Regions from separate parts of the Homo sapiens genome. Here regions 1 and 3 are each linked to region 2. A link is a contact called in ENCODE Hi-C or POLR2A ChIA-PET data. All regions are on one chromosome and are shown on one strand. The core of a region is the stretch at or near the end of the contact, and the rest is flanking DNA. Distances in the headings are between cores, read along the strand shown. Region 1 overlaps SIPA1L3 (signal induced proliferation associated 1 like 3). Region 2 overlaps SIPA1L3 (signal induced proliferation associated 1 like 3). Region 3 has its middle 12 kb from the start of PPP1R14A.

What was found. A loop is a pair of places that touch in the nucleus more often than their neighbours do. ChIA-PET counts read pairs that join two places held with the same protein, here RNA polymerase II (POLR2A). Pooled maps may share reads with other maps.
Region 1: a loop to region 2 is called in a pooled map, with 2.4 times the contacts of the local background. The contact joins two enhancer-like sites. A Hi-C loop is called at or near these places in 3 of 50 pooled maps. POLR2A ChIA-PET finds 5 or more read pairs at or near these places in 8 of 52 experiments (A549, AG04449, B cell and 5 more).
Region 3: a pooled map shows a loop between it and region 2 (3-fold over the local background). The contact joins two enhancer-like sites. A Hi-C loop is called at or near these places in 3 of 50 pooled maps. POLR2A ChIA-PET finds 5 or more read pairs at or near these places in 4 of 52 experiments (B cell, K562 and WTC11).

What each region holds. Positions count from the first base shown.
Region 1 is chr19:37,949,261-37,952,566 of GRCh38, reverse strand. All of the region lies in intron 1 of SIPA1L3 (signal induced proliferation associated 1 like 3), which reads right to left. Among named protein-coding and RNA genes, the nearest start is that of SIPA1L3, 44 kb to the right of the region's middle. Within about 2 kb of position 1,622, at least 3 of the 41 ENCODE cell types and tissues checked have a DNase peak (open chromatin) inside an H3K27ac peak, as active enhancers do; they include B cell, where a contact is called at or near this core.
Region 2 is chr19:38,078,226-38,081,565 of GRCh38, reverse strand. SIPA1L3 (signal induced proliferation associated 1 like 3) reads right to left here. Exons shown (of 22, transcript NM_015073.3): 3 at 1-310. Among named protein-coding and RNA genes, the nearest start is that of SNORD152, 83 kb to the left of the region's middle. RefSeq lists an enhancer at 1-120. Within about 2 kb of position 1,350, at least 7 of the 41 ENCODE cell types and tissues checked have a DNase peak (open chromatin) inside an H3K27ac peak, as active enhancers do; they include B cell, where a contact is called at or near this core.
Region 3 is chr19:38,242,129-38,245,806 of GRCh38, reverse strand. No RefSeq gene overlaps it. Among named protein-coding and RNA genes, the nearest start is that of PPP1R14A, 12 kb to the left of the region's middle. RefSeq lists an enhancer at 687-1,563. Within about 2 kb of position 1,791, at least 5 of the 41 ENCODE cell types and tissues checked have a DNase peak (open chromatin) inside an H3K27ac peak, as active enhancers do.

The sequences.
Region 1 (3,306 bases), core at 373-2,872, 130 kb after region 2:
TGAGTAGCTGGGATTACAGGTGCCTGCCACCACACCTGGCTAGTTTTTGCATTTTTAGTAAAGACAGGGTTTCACCATGTTGGCCAGGCTGGTTTTGAACTCCTGGCCTCAAGTGATCTACCCACCTCGGCATCCCAAAGTGCTAGGATTACAGGCATGAGCCACTGCGCCTGGCAGAGAATTTTTTAAATTTAAATATAGATTCTAGGGTCCACTAAAATTACTGTATTACTTAGGACTCTTTCGGTTGCAAGTGGCAGAGACCCAATTCAAACTGACTTGAGGGGAAAAAGGGCCAATGTTTTGGCTCCCATTACTGAGAAGTTCAGTTACCCAAAGAATTTGTCTGTAATGAATTATTTCCATCTCCTTTCCACTCGACCCTCTGAGCAAAGATGGTCCCCAGGCCCCCAGCAGCATTAAGCTTACACTCTACAACTTGGCACCTCCATAGGAAGAAAGCTCCTCTTCTTTCCTGGGAGCTCCAGAGAAAGACCTGTCTTAATTCTGATTGGACTGACTCACCTCCTCCCTTCCTTGAACCAATCCCTATGGCAGGAAGATAAGGAATGACCTGAACTGCCCAGGCTACTCCTAAGGCATTTCTAAGTCCAAACCAGGTAGACCAGGACATTCCACAACAGTGGGGCTTTTTTTTTTTTTTTTTTTTTTTGAGACAGTCTTGCTCTGTCGCCAGGCTGGAGTGCAGTGGTGTGATCTCGGCTCACTGCAGCCTCCGCCTCCTGGGTTCAAGTGATTCCCCTGCCTCAGCCTCCCGAGTAGCTGGGACTACAGGCGCCCGCCACCATGCCCGGCTAATTTTTTGCATTTTAGTAGAGACGGGGTTTCACTGTGTTGGCCAGGATAGTCTCTATTTCCTGACCTCGTGATCCGCCCACCTCAGCCTCCCAAAGTGCTGGGATTACAGGTGTGAGCCGCTGCGCCTGGCCCGGGGCTTTTTTTAAGTTGTTTTTTTTCCCACTTCTGTTTCTAAAACTTCCTTCTAGAAAATGTGAAAAATATACAAAAGTTTAAAGAGGAAGATGAAAATAATCTGTAAAGAGGAAGATGAAAATAATCTGTAATCATCCTACCAACTAAAATTTTTAGATCTTCACACTCAAAGCTGTGCACATGAGCACTGGTCTCCTGATTAGAATCCTATTCTGTACAAAGGATGACACTGTGGTTGAGTCTTCATGACAATTCTCCCAAAACTGAAGATAAACATTGTAGTCATTTTCATGTTTGTTCAGCCAACACTGGTTTGCTTCCCTTTTCCAGTTAATTTGCTCTTGTTTGTAACCCCTCAAGATGTGGGTATTTCCTAAGAAGAATCTCTGGATCACAGTACAATTATAAAAATCAGAAAGTGACAGCCTTACGGTACTGTGATCTAACGGACAGACACAATTCCAGTTTCAAGGGCATATTCCAGATTCCCTGCCATATCCCCAGTGCCTGGGGTAAATAATAAATTGCACACAGCGGTCTCAGTAAGTGAACGGACGGGATGGAGGAAGAGCAGTTCCCAACAGGAAAACCCCAAAAGAATGGTGAATGGTTGTAGGGCGGCCAAACCAGCAGATGATCTTCCTCTCCACCTGCGGGAGCAGATGCTCCAGGAGTGAAGCCAGAGAATCCCAACTGTTACCAAGATTCCCCAGGTGATGCCAACCCACAGCCAGGTTTAAGAATCACCGTCTGGGGAATAGATATAACCAGACACAAACACAGCATTTCCCCAGAAGCTTCTTCCAGATCTGCCTTTCACAAGAGAAGAAGGAAAAGTGCCGCATGCCGGGGTACTGGGGACAGGCGGATCAGACCTGGGAGGGCTCGCAGCGGAGGGAGCAGCAGACGGGCTTGTGGGGAGCAAGCGCCAGTCTCGGCACAGAAGGGCCCCGCGCAGCCTTCATGACAGAGGCGAGGCAGGCCCTAGAACCAAGCCCGCCATCAGCTCGCGTTCAAGTGTGATCAGGAGCTGGGGCTGCACTGAGCAGGGAACTTGGGATCTCTTGAATTTCCAGTCGCCCCAAATCTCAGACGACAAACGTACATCCAATGATCGAGCCCTGTAAGCTCTTTCTTGTCCTTACTACGCAGATGAAGAAACCAAAGCTGTTACTCACTTGGGCAAGGTCACAGAGCTGAGATCAATCCTACGCTCTTTATTCCCAAGTCCTATCTTGAACTGTAGAGCACCATCCGGCCTCAGGAAGGAAAAGTAAGGATGACAACGATGATGATGAAAACTAATACTTTGAGTGCTTACTGTGTATCAGGCTCAGACTGAGTCCTTTACCTAAGTTTGTCTAATGCTCTGAACCACACCCTGAAGTAAAAGGCTTTAGCATCCTCATTTTACAGGTGAGAAAACTGCAGCCCCAAGAGTGAGGTGATGAGTCCAAGGTCACACAGCTAGCAAGTGGCAGAGCTCTGAATCCAGACAATGTGGTCACACTCTTTTTTTTTTTTTTTTTTTTTTTTGAGACACAGTCTGGCTCCATCGCCCAGGTTGGAGTGCAATGGCGCCATCTTGGCTCACTGCAACCTCTGCCTCCCGGGTTCAAGCGATTCTCCTGCCTCAGCCTCCCGAGTAGCTGGGACTACAGGCATGCACCACCACGCCCAGGTAATTTTTGTATTTTTAGTAGAGACAGGGTTTCACCATTTTGGCCAGGATGGTTTCAATCTCTTGACCTTGTGATCCGCCTGCCTTGGCCTCCCAAAGTGCTGGGATTAAAGGCGTGAGCCACTGCACCCGGCCAATGTGGCCATGTTCTTAACCATGATATGATGTTGCTTCATATGAGAAAAGGGAAATGTACCCTAGGCCAGGACAGCAGGGGAGTGGGTCTTTCAGGCTTCCTAGAGTCCCCTCTCCAACTTTTTTTTTTTTTGAGACAGAGTTTCTCTCGTCTCCCAGGCTGGAGTGCAATGGCGGGATCTCAGCTTACCGCAACCTCCGCTTCCCAGGTTCAAGCGATTCTCCTGCCTCAATCTCCGGAATAGCTGGGATTACAGGCGTGCGCCACCACACCTGGCTAATTTTGTATTTTTAGTAGAGATGGGGTTTCACCATGTTGGCCAGGCTGGTCTTGAACTCCTGACCTCAGGTTAGCCGCCCACCTCAGCCTCCCAAAGTGCTGAAATTACAGGTGTGAGTCACTGTGCCTGGCCTTATAGTCCCCTTTGAATGAAAACTGTGCATGTACACAGGCACGGGTGGGATGGCCATGCTTATTCTCCAGCCATAGCTCACTGGATGAGAGGTGACCATCTGTGGTTGCGACCTGGAAATCC
Region 2 (3,340 bases), core at 101-2,600:
AGTCCACGGGCACTGGAGTGCTGCTGGCCCCGTACGCTGTGGTGTCACTCTATGGGGTCCCCCAGCCCTCAGCCATTGTTCAGGGCAGCCAGGCCCAGGATGAAGGATGCTGGGCCCTGAAACCTGACAGGAAGGTTGTGAGCCTGTGGAGTCCAGTTCTCCACCATCGCTGTGCACAGCTGAGCCAGGACAACCTCAGGAAGCAGGTGCTGTCCTGGGGGCTCCAGACCGAGTGGCTCAGTAGCGCAGAGCAGGCAGTAGCTGTGGTCGCCCGCCAGCTGGAGGCAGCAAGGATGTTGTCCTCGCCATGCTGAAATGGAAGAAAAGGAAAATATGAGCTGCGATGGCCGTGTTACTGCTCCCAGAAAGTGGGACATGTGACTTTTCTTGACAGCCTTACTCATTTAAAAAATCTTTTTATTATGGAAATTTGCAAACATACTCAAAAGCAGAGAGGAGACTGAGTCACCCATCAGCTCCAACAACCACTAACTATTTTCCATTCCCATTTCATCTATTCACCCAGCCTTGTGACCTTCTTTGTTTCTGATAGAATGTTTTAGAGTAAACCCCAGACATCATTTTTTTTTTTTTTTGAGACAGAGTCTCGCTCTGTCACCCAGGCTGGAGTGCAGTGGCATGTGCTTGGCTCATTGCAACATCCACCTCGAAGGTTCGAATGATTCTCCTGCCTCAGCCTCCCAAGTAGCTGGAATTCCAGCATGTGCTACCATGCCCGGCTAATTTTTCTTATTTTTAGTAGAGACGGGGTTTTGTCATATTGGCCAAACTGGTCTCAAACTCCTGGCCTCAGGCAATCCCCGCCCGCCTCAGCCTCCCAAAGTGCTGGGATTACAGGCATGAACCACCATACCTGGCCAGACATCAGGTCATTTCACCCATAAATATTTTAGCTTGTATCTCTAGTACATAAGATTTAAAAAAAAAAATCACAGTAACATTATCATACTCATCTACATTAACAAGAATTCTTTAATGTCATGCACTACCCTGCCTGCATTACATTTCCCATCATTGTCTCGCAGGTGTCTTTTGTGAGCTGGTTTGTTCGAAATCATCCTCTGCTTATGCAGGTATTTTCTCAAGTCTCCTCTACTCTACAATGGCCACCTTCCTTTATTTTGATGCTCTTTACTTGTTGAAGGAAAGGGGTCACCTGTCCTGTGGATTTCCCCACTTTCAGGATCCCTGAGGTGCCACTTAACATGTTCCTCTGCCCCCTGTATTTCCTGTGAACTGGTGGCTTCATGCAGAGGCCAGACTATTGTCCACCTGCTCTGTTGTTTGCTCAGCTCAGCTACTCTGCCAGAAAGGAAGTGAAAATGACAGATGAGTCAACATGAGCACCAGTGGAGTTTGGGGAGGAAAGCTGCAGAAGGAATGTCTCTAGAAATCCATGTGGTTACTGCAGACTATGACTGGGTAAATCAGAGCCCATCACTTTTTCACTGAGATCTCCCCAGTGACTACTTACTGCATTAAAACACCATCCAAACTCCTTCCCCTGCTCCACAAGCCCCGCAGGATCTGGCTTCCATGTCTCTCCCCATCCCTGACTAAGCTCTGATCATACTGGCCTTCTTTTCTGTTCTGATGCACCAAACCTTATCCAGGACATCTGATATCCTTCCTCAGTCCTTCTTGGGGCTGGTTCCTTCCCATGATGTCAGTTCTTCCATGGGGACTTCCGGCTGGGCACGGTGGCTCACACCTGCAGTCCCAGCACTTTGGGAGGCCAAGGCGGGTGGATCACTTGAGCCCAGCAGCTCAAGACCAGCCTGGCCAACATGGCAAAACCCCATCTCTACTAAAAATACAAAAATTAGCCAGGCATGGTGGCATGTGCCTGTAGTCCCAGCTACTCAGGGGGCTGAGGTAAAAGGATCACTCGAACCCGGGAGGTTGAGATTGCATGAGCCACGATCACACCACTGCACTCCAGCCTGGGCAACAAAGCGAGATCCTATCTCAAAAAAAAAAAAAAATCCCCAAAAACAAAAACAAACACAAAAACCTTCCCAAATCACCCTATAGAGACAGAGAAGCCCGGTCTTCTGGAAGCCTTTCTTAATTACCCACTCTACTTTCTTCCAATTTTTCTTAGCAGTTGTTCGTTCTGTCTACTGGCTAGGTCCACCACTCAAATGTTGGCTCCAGAATGGCAGGGATGTCTGTGTTGTTCACTGATGCATTCCCAGTGCCTAGAACAGTTGAGACGGAGTCTCGCTCTGTTGCCCAGGCTGGAGTACAGTGGCGCGATCTCGGCTCACTGCAAGCTCCGCCTCCTGGGTTCACGCCATTCTCCTGCCTCAGCCTCCTGAGTAGCTGGGACTACAGGTGCCTGCCACCATACCTGGCTAATTTTTTTGTATTTTTAGTAGAGACAGGGTTTCACCGTGTTAGCCAGGATGGTCTCGATCTCCTGACCTCATGATCCGCCTGCCTTGGCCTCCCAAAGTGCTGGGATTACAGGCGTGAGCCATCTAGAACGTCCAGGACGTTCGTTTAGTATTATACATATGAGTGAACAGATGGCCTCTGCCTAATTGGAGGTGTAAGTACCTCCTGATTTGCAGGCCCCTGGGGAAGGGAGTCTGTGCTTCTGTCCAGCATATAAAACACCCTGCGGGGTCACTTCCCTTTGTCTCCACCTTGAACTTCTAGAAGATGAAAATCCTGCTGGAGAGGAAGGGGAAAGTGGGTCGCCGTCTGTGATGGAAGCTGTTGACTGCCCAGCAGCCGTGCCCGCTCCCTCCTGCCAACGGAACTGATTTTGCTCAGGGCAGTGGAGTGCTGCTTTGGGCCACGCACTTGGTTCAAGGTGACCTCTAACTTTTCTTTCCCTGGGAATCTAGAGCTGGATGCAGCCGTTCTTGATCAATGGCTATTGGAGCTTCCTGTGTGAGAAAGTAGCAGGCCTCTTCTGCGTGTATGTGTCTGTGTGTGTGTGTCTGTGTGTGTGTGCGTGTCTCTGTGTATGTCTGTGTGCGTGTCTGTGTGTGTGCGTGTCTGTGTGCGTCTGTGTGTGTGTGCATGTCTGTGTGCCTGTGTGTGTGTGTGCATGTCTGTGTGCCTGTGTGTGTGTGTGTGTGTGTGTGTGTGTGTGCATGTATGCGCATGTGTAGGGGGGCTTTTCCTAATTTATGCCCAGTTATGGAGCGCACTGGCAGAGATCACAAGGGAAGCTCAAAGCAGATTCAAGGAGCAAATAGCAAGGGGAGCCTGAAGCCTCTGAAAAAGTGAGCACCAGAAGAGGGCAGGTGGAGAGTGGGGAGCAAGGGGGAGCCCCTCTTCCTGGTGCCCCACGAGAACACAAACG
Region 3 (3,678 bases), core at 542-3,041, 160 kb before region 2:
ACACCTTGCCGGCCATTTAACAACTTACCCTGGGCCAGGTGTGCTGGCTCATGCCTGTCATCCCAGCAATTTGGGAGGCCGAGTCAGGAGGATCACCTGAGGTCAGGAGTTCGAGACCAGCCTGGCCAATGTGGTGGAACCCCGTGTCTACTAAAAATACAGAAAAAAAAAATTAGCCGGATGTGGTGGTGCATGCCTGTAGTCCCAACCATTCCAGAGGCTGAGGCAGGAGAATTGCTTGAATCTGGGAGGCAGAGGTTGAAGTGAGCCGAGATCATGCCACTGCACTCCAGTCTGGGCGACAGAGCGAGACTCCGTCTCGGGGCGGGGGGCGGGGAGGCAGGGCCCAGTGGCTCACGCCTGTAATCCCAACACTGGGAGGCCGAGGCGGGCGGATCACAAGGTCAGGTGATCGAGACCATCCTGGCTAACAAGGTGAAACCCCGCCTCTACTAAAAATACAAAACAATTAGCCGGGCGTGGTGACAGGTGCCTGTACTCCCAGCTACTCAGGAGGCTGAGGCAGGAGAATGGAGTGAACCCAGGAGGCGGAGCTTGCCGTGAGTGGAGATCGCGCCACTGCATTCCAGCCTGGGTGACAGAGCGAGACTCCGTCTCAAAAAAACTAAATAAATAAAAAATTAAAACCCATCCTGAAGACATTTCATGTCACCACTTTTCACAGTCACCACTTTTCACAGCCTTTCCTTGGTAGTCCTCCTGGCCACACTGCGCCCTGTCACCTTCCTGCCTTCAGCCCTCTGCTGTCTGACCCTCACCCACACCAGCTTCTCTCCCGTCCTCAGACCCACCTACCGGCCCCTCCATGACCCGTGGCCACATTGCCTCTGCCTGCAGTTCTCCCCGTGTTTCTCTCATCCTCACCATCATGTAGATGTCATCTCAGAGAGGTGTTCTGCAGCACCTAATCTAAGGAGCACCCTCAGTCACTATCCTGTCACTTGACCGATCGATCGATTGATTGATTTTAATTTTTTTGGAGACGGAGTCTCACTCTGTTGCCCAAGCTGGAGTGCAGTGGCATGATCCCTACTCAATGCAACCTCCACCTCCTGGGTTCAAGCAATTCTCTGCTTCAGCCTCCCGAGTAGCTGGGATTATAGGCACCTGCCACCACGCCCAGCTAATTTCTTTGTATTTTTAGTAGAGACAGGGTTTCACCATCCTGGCCAGCCTGGTCTTGAACTCCTGACCTCATGATCCACCTGTCTCGGCCTCCCAAAGTGCTGAGATAACAGGTGTGAGCCACCGTGCCCTGCTGATTTATTTATTTTTTTATAGAATTTATTGGCCAGGCGTGGTGGCTCATGCCTGTAATCCTAGCACGTTGAGTGGCCGAGGTAGGAGGATCACTTGAGGCCAGGAGTTCCAGACCAGCCCAGGGGAGACCCTGTCTCTACAAAAAATAAAATTAGCTAGACGTGGTGGTGCATGCCTGTGTTCTTAGTTACTCTGGAGGCTGAGGTGGGAGTATTGCTTGAGCCCAGGAGTTTGAGGCTGCAGTGAGCTATGATTGCACCACTGCACTCCAGCCTGGGAAACACAGCAACACCCTATCTCAAAAAAAAAAATATTACACTCTGGTCTGTCTATTCTATTGTCTGTTCACCGCCCCCCACCACCATCTTCAGAATATTAGCTCCTCGCCTACCTTGAAAAGCGCTGTGTTCCTGTGTAGAACGGCGCCGGGCGCACAGTAGGCGCTTGCCCAAGAACCGTACTCCCAGGTGGCCACGTTGTCTCCAAGCACCGCAGCCCTCTACGTGTGGACGTGAGGCCTCAGCGCCCCCTCGTGGCTATGTGAATTGGTTTTATTTTATTTTATTTCTTTGTTTTGTTTTTTTTTTTTAATTTTCGTTTCTCCTTTTTACTTTTTCTGTTTTGTTTCTTTGTTTGTTTTTTGAGACAGAGTTTTTGCTCTTGTCCCCCATGCTGGAGCGCAATGGCGCGATCTCGGCTCACTGCAACTTCCACCTCCCAGGTTCAAGCGATTCTCCTGCCTCAGCCTCCTGAGTAGCTGGGACTACACACGCGCCACCATGCCTGGCTAATTTTTGTATTTTTAGTAGAGACGGGATTTCACCATATTAGTCAGGCTGGTCTCAAACTCCTGACGTCAGGTAATCCACTCACCTCGGCCTCCCAAAGTGCTGGGATTACAAGCGTGAGCCACCGCACCCGGCTGTTTTGTTTTCATATCTTATCTTTTTTTTTTTTTTTTTTTTTTTTTTTTAGAAAGGGGTCTTGCTCTGTCGCCCAGGCTGGAGCACAGCAGCACTATGATAGCTCACTGCAGCCTCGAAATCCTGAGTTCAAGCGATCCTACCTGCTTCAGCCTCCTGAGTACCTGGGACTACAGGCACCCGCATCATGCCCGGCTTGAAGTGGTTTTTGTTTGTTTGTTTGTTTTGAGACTGAGAATCGCTCTGTCACTGAGGCTGGAGTGCAGTGGCATGATCTCGGCTCAATGCAATCTCCGCCTCCCGGGTTCAAGCGATTCTCCTGCCTCAGCCTCCTCAGTAGCTGGGATTTCAGGCACGCGCCACCATGCCCGGCTAATTTTTGTATTTTTAGTAGAGACGGGGTTTCGACATGTTGGTCAGGCTGGTCTCGAACTCCTGACCTCATGATCTGCCCAAGAGTTTGCAGTGAGCCGAGATCCTGCCATTGCACTCTGGCCTGGGCCACAGAGCAAGACCTTCCTCTCAAACAAACAAAAAAAAGAATAATGTCTCCAGCTCCATCCAAGTGGCTGCAAAATACATGATTTCATTCCTTTTAACGGCTGTATATGTACCACATTTCCTTTATGCACTCATTGGTTGATGGGCAGAACTTTTTTTTGAGACACGGTCTCACTCTGTTGCCCAGGCTGGAGTGCAGTGGAACCATCATAGCTCACTGCACCCTCAAACTCCTGAGCTCAGGTGATCCTCCCACCTCAGCCTCCCAAGTAACTAGGACTACAGGCACGTGTCATCACACCTAATTTTTTTTTCCTTAGACGAAGTCTCGCTGCTGCCCACTGTGCCCGCCCACAGCAATCTTCATCAAAATTCCAGATGAACTTTGGGAGGCTGAGGCGGGTGGATCACCTGAGGTTAGGCGATCGAGACCAGCCTAACCAACATGGTGAAACCCCATGTCTAGTAAAAATACAAAAATTAGCAGAGTGTAGTGGTGCATGCCTGTAATCACAGCTACTTGGGAGGCTGAGGCAGGAGAATTGCTTGAACCCAGGAGGCGGAGGTTGCAGTGAGCCGAGATTGTGCCGCTTGGGTTCAAGCAATTCTCCTGCCTCAGCCTCTTGAGTAGTTGGGATTACAGGCATGAACCACCACGCCCGGCTAATTTTTTTGTATTTTTAGTAGAGAAGGGGTTTCATCATATTGGTCAGGCTGGTCTCGAACTCCTGACCTCATGTGATCCACCCACCTTGGCCTCCCAAAGTGCTGGGATTACAGGCGTGAGCCACCGCGCCCAGCCTTGGAGGCCATTATTCTAAGTAAAGTAACTGAGGAATGGAAAACCACAAACCGTATGTTCTCACTTGTAAGCGGGAGCTAAGGTATGAGGACACAATGGCATAAGAATGATATAATGGACTCTGGGACTTGGGGCAGGGAAGGTTGGGAGGTGGTGAGGGATAAAGACTAC